2 separate regions of the Mus musculus genome follow, and region 2 is linked to region 1. A link is a loop called in an ENCODE intact Hi-C map of the cell type or tissue named here. Cell type or tissue: left cerebral cortex. All regions are shown on one strand.

Region 1 (2,500 bases):
ATTTTATAAATATTGCCATTCATTTTTAAAAATACATCACTTGCTTCTCTTTCTTTAATTGAAACTTCTTCTTTTTGTTTTGTAGGTCAAATAATATTTCTCCCTGGAAATAAGTCTTTAATATTTTTTTAAGCTGTCCTCACTACACCACTCACTACCTCCCTTCTCCTTGATTCCAAAGTATCTCAGTGAAGTGCCATGGTGGCTGCAGAAAGCTCTCCTCCAGAATTATTCTACTGTATGAGAAATGTTCTATGTGGAAGGTCACTATCTCATATGCAGAATTCAGATTCTGATTCACACTGGGAGAGTTTCATAAAAGGGGACATATTGTTATACCCAGTAGTATTTCAGAAACAAACTCCGTACAGGTTTTTCACAGACATCAACTATACCACTGGTATCATTTTACCTTAGAATGCATTTTTATGTCTTTAGATTGTTTTGTTTTTATGTGTGTAACTGCTTTATCAAGATCTAAGTATTTCCACCACCATATGAGTACCCAAGGAGGTGAGGAGGAGAAAAGAGGAGGAGCAGGAAGAGCAAGAGGAACAGGAGGAAGAGGAGGAGAAGGAGGAAGAGGGGGAAGGGAGGGGGAGGAGGAGAAAAGGTGTCAGATCTTCTGGAATTGGAGTTATAGATGGTTGTGAGCTGCTAAGTGGGTTCTTGGAATTAAACCCAGGTCCTCTGCAAGAACAAGAAGTCCTTTTTAACCACTGTGCTATATCTCCAGCCCCTCATTTTATTTTTTAATGAAATGATGTCCCTGTGAGTTAGTATAAATGGTAAAAATTGATTTATGAAGCATTTTGATGGCTAGATATTCAGGGACAATGAGCAGAGTATAGACACTGTGGGTATTCACTTTCATATTATTGTGTGGCAGTCTGTTCTCTCTCCTAGCCAACATTCAGAATTTTCTGAGACAGGATGAATGTGTGTGTGCGCGTGTGTGTATACTTAAATGCATATTACTCATTATACTTAATAATTCATATTAAAAATATAAGTATAGTTTAGATGCTATGAATATACACTCTCTGTTTATGTGTTTCCCACAGGGTCACCAGCTGATGGCCAAGTGATTTGTTATACACTCTGATAGGAATAGTTTGACACTCACTGTCTTCCCTGGCCATTAGGGGGTGTCTGTCCCCACCCAGTAAGACATTTCCTCACTTTCTCAGGAGCTTGTGGAGCCCATGTGCTTCATTAGGGCTGGTTTCCTCAGAGGGACTGCCATTCCATTGCTGCTAACCTGTGTCTATTTTCTCTCAGTACAGTTTCAAGGAAGCACTTATTGAAAAGGAAACGTCCATTGTTCCAGCCGCTATTGTTTTCTAGAACAGCAGAAACTTTACTGAAAGCAAAGTTGCATACAGACATTACCCCGAATTTTTCTTTTTCACCAATAAAAAAAAGAACAAAGCATCAGACAAAACCATTGTCCGATCCATCTGGAGCGGGGCTTCCTCCCCACAAGTCTTGCGCACCACATACAATATTTAATGTTGTTTAGCTTTTAAAACAATTGCCTATGAAAGCATCCAGGTCCCCTTGATAAGGGAGCAAGGCCTTTCCTGCAATTGTGAACCAGGAAATGCTGGCCCCTTGGCAAGATTTACTGTGTCCCGCTGCTTCGAGCCTCCCCCTCCTGCTTGCTGGAATGTGTTACTTTTAAGCACCTAGACTAACAGGAAGAGAAAGTTGTTATTTCTTTCCTTGTGAAAGAGGCAGGGATGGGAAAGCAAGCGGGCAAGGGACTGTCCGAGGACCTGGGGCTCCAAATCTAATCTTAGATTCATTTGCTGTAGTCCAAGCCCCAGTCACTGGAAGTCTCCCTTTCCTAAACTCACTCAGCTTTTGATCTGGTCAAAGCTTTCTGTTCCCAGTCTCTTACATCACAAGGGCTGCTCAGGACTGAACAATGAAGGCAAGACCCGAGGAAGGGGCGTGGCCCTCTTTTGTTTTGTCCCTTACACTGAGTGAAGAATCTGTCCTATTTTGTAGACCTGTGCTGAAAAAGCATTGCTTAGAAACAGAACCACTAAAATAGCAACGCATTTTCTTCACAGTGCCTGCGTGTTGGATCAGCAGAGTTCAGCGTGGACACTCTATTGACCACCATAATAAGGCTGCATGATTTGAGAGAGCAATCCACAGCATGTACTCAGAAGTGAAACTATCTCCTTTGTTGTTGTTTAGTAAGAGTTTTCTTTAAAGAAATTAATTTGCAGTAAGAAAATCACATATTAGGTGTGAAAGGCTCTTCTTTGTAAACAACAAAGCGCACCACCACCCCAGACGGCTCTGGATAATTTTCCTTGGACTTAGGAGGTTCTTTCTTTCTTTCTTTCTTTCTTTCTTTCTTTCTTTCTTTCTTTCTTTCTTTCTTTCTTTCTTTCTTTCTTTTTTTTTCTGGATATTTTTTTTTCCATTTTTTATTAGGTATTTAGCTCATTTACATTTCCAATGCTATACCAAAAGTCCCCCTTAC
Region 2 (2,500 bases), 210 kb after region 1:
GAAAGCAAGAAAAGTTTCCGGCATAGGAAAATATCAGTATCAAAACCACAGCTCAGGTGTAAAAAAAAAAAAAAAAAAGTTTTACACAGTATTAAAAAAATGATCTACAAAACGACGGAAAGTAAGAAACATTGCAATCTGACTTTATATAAATTATAAAAACTGGGTACTTGGGGTAAATGTTGAATGGATAGAAAATAAAACCAATTAGGGCCTGCATAGGTCAATTTGTTACAATGTTAAAAGCATAGAACTTTTTTTCTTCAATAAATAACTTTAAAAATTGTCTCTTAGAAGTGCGCTGAGAATGTTATCCCGGAAGAGGAAAGGTGGCAGTGTTCTGGGGACAGTATGTGGTCATCTTGTTCTTCCTGGAAGCCTGAGGTAAGTCAGGAGGCCATGACTGTTCGCACGGAGACACACAAGTGTCAACACAGTTTTTAAGAAAGCTTTAAAGTGCGGAACAAAATGACTTATTCTTAGTACCCACCGTCATGTAAAACAAGCCCTTATTGTGTCTGAGCGACATCACATATGAATCTATTCATCTGAAGAGTGTTAAATGTGCAGCCTTTCATCCCTCCAAGGTGGGAAGTCCTCCTTCCTGCACTCCACACGGGTTGGCTAAACTTAAATGATCTTGCAAGGTAAAACACAACCGTAACACTACAATGGAAACAAGCAACCCCACTGTGAAAGCACAAGCTCGAGTCTACAACTGCAATGGTATAAACGGCAAAAAACCACAAACCAAACACAAAGCAACACTTCCCAATGTTGCATGCCCCAAAACTCATCACAAAACAAGATGCATGCAGGAGGATCATTCCGTTCCACTGAGCACATTTAAATTAAAGAGTCAGTCGTTTGGAGTCTATGTGAGCAGCTTTGTGGTTAACTTTAAATGTGTCCCTGGCCACCGGTCTATACTGGCCTGTTTTACAAAGGTGACCCCCGCTGGTGGGAAGCCACACCGTGCTTTGAGTGTTTCTTGCCCACACATACACCTCACACATACTGTTCTGCCTCCCCATCTTTGGCGGCTGGTTTAGCTGCCCCACTTTTACCTTCTTCGTTACCAGCTGCTTTTTCTGGGAGAGAGGCCAAATCTTTAAAGACATCCACATAATGACCAAAGCCTGGGCCCCAGTTCAAAAGGTTGTCCCAGTTGAAGTTGCCTGCCTGCTGCCCCAGCTTCAGGGTGCTGTCTGCAGCCCCAGACGCTGCTGCAGGGGTACCCACTGGTCCCCCCTCAGCCCTGCGTCCATGGTACCTTCTGGGTTTCAGTCTGGCTCCATAATTATCTTCGTCATCTGCATCGGATTCGTTGACTTGAGATAACTTGGGCATCCTGGAAGTGTAGACCACGGGCTTCTCCCTGTCGTATTCCATTTCTGAGCACGTGAAAGAATCATGGGAGTCACTGTCAGAAGACGATTCTGGGGCAGGGATGCCATCTGCTGGGTTCCTGGTTCTGGACAGGGGCCTTCTACAGTCTTCTTCAGAAGAGGACCTCCCATGGTCTGCACTGCAGATGCTGGGGTTTCTGGGTCGAGGGGTGTTGAGCCTCTCTACCTCCTCTATGGAGAGTCCCACGGGAGGAGAAGATTCTAGAGGGATCTGTGCTATGGGCTGTTTGAGGCGACTCCCTGGTCTCGATCCATGAGATGCCATGGCCTGAGGGCTCTTACTTCTTCTCCCTAGCCTGGTGGCATAGTTGAACATGCCAGGCTGGCAGGGGTCCCCATGCATTTCCAGCGTACCCCCATCCCTCAGAGGAAGATGCAGTTCCCGGGCTGGGCTGTTCCTGTAGAAGGCAGATGGTTTGGAGAAAGGAGCTGGGCTGTGCCTGGACAGAGGGTTGGGAGTGGGGCAGGCCGAGTGGCTAAGGGAGCTGGTTCTTAACCCTTGGCCATATGAAGAAGGCTGGTAGGTCAGACTGCTTGCTCCCAAGGGCATAGGGGACTGCCTGGCGAAGCCCAGAGGACTGTGCCTCTGGATGGAAAACTTAGGCGTGTGGCTTCGGAACTGTTTGTAGTGCTGGATGATGTCTGCATCTGAGGGCGCGATACTGCTGGCATTGTCGATGTCATAGTGCTCAATCTCCTGCTCAGGGGAAGCCAGCGGGGCACTAGGGATGGTCTCTGAGTTGTGGGGGATGTCAGTCTCATCGAAGATTAGATAGGGGTTCTCTCGCTCTATGATGTCCGGCTTGGGATTCCCCTCAGGTTGCTTCCTAACAGCTAGGTCATCCCCATAGGGAGGGATGTTGTCTGGGTCATCAAAAGCTACATTCTCACTGCCCTTTTTCTTCTTCTCCTTCGGCTTCTTCTCCTCTTTGGGGTTTTTGGGCATCTTTCCCCTGCACTGGTTGCATAGAATCAAACTGAGGACCAGCAGCGCTAGGGCTGTGGCACAGCTGCCCACAATTGCAGGCACTGCCCACAGAGGTAAGGATATCTCATCTGGACCCTGACTCTGGACACACACGTGTCCCCCT

The links. Peaks named below come from ENCODE experiments on the same cell type or tissue, not always from the same donor. Only the 100,000 strongest peaks of a DNase experiment are listed, where the experiment ranks them.
Region 2: it touches region 1 in a loop (2.1-fold over the local background); 3 of 42 quality-filtered maps call a loop at or near these places.

What each region holds. Positions count from the first base shown.
Region 1 is chr3:39,219,556-39,222,055 of GRCm38, reverse strand. No RefSeq gene overlaps it. Among named protein-coding and RNA genes, the nearest start is that of Gm42214, 56 kb to the left of the region's middle. In left cerebral cortex, a CTCF peak has its summit at 1,144; a DNase peak (open chromatin) is centred at 1,823; H3K27ac peaks cover 622 bases.
Region 2 is chr3:39,009,351-39,011,850 of GRCm38, reverse strand. It overlaps Fat4 (FAT atypical cadherin 4), which reads right to left. Exons shown (of 17, transcript NM_183221.3): 17 at 1-2,500. The coding sequence ends at 1,009. Among named protein-coding and RNA genes, the nearest start is that of C230034O21Rik, 120 kb to the right of the region's middle. In left cerebral cortex, a CTCF peak has its summit at 1,451 (motif pointing left); DNase peaks (open chromatin) are centred at 507, 1,091 and 1,382; H3K27ac peaks cover 270 bases.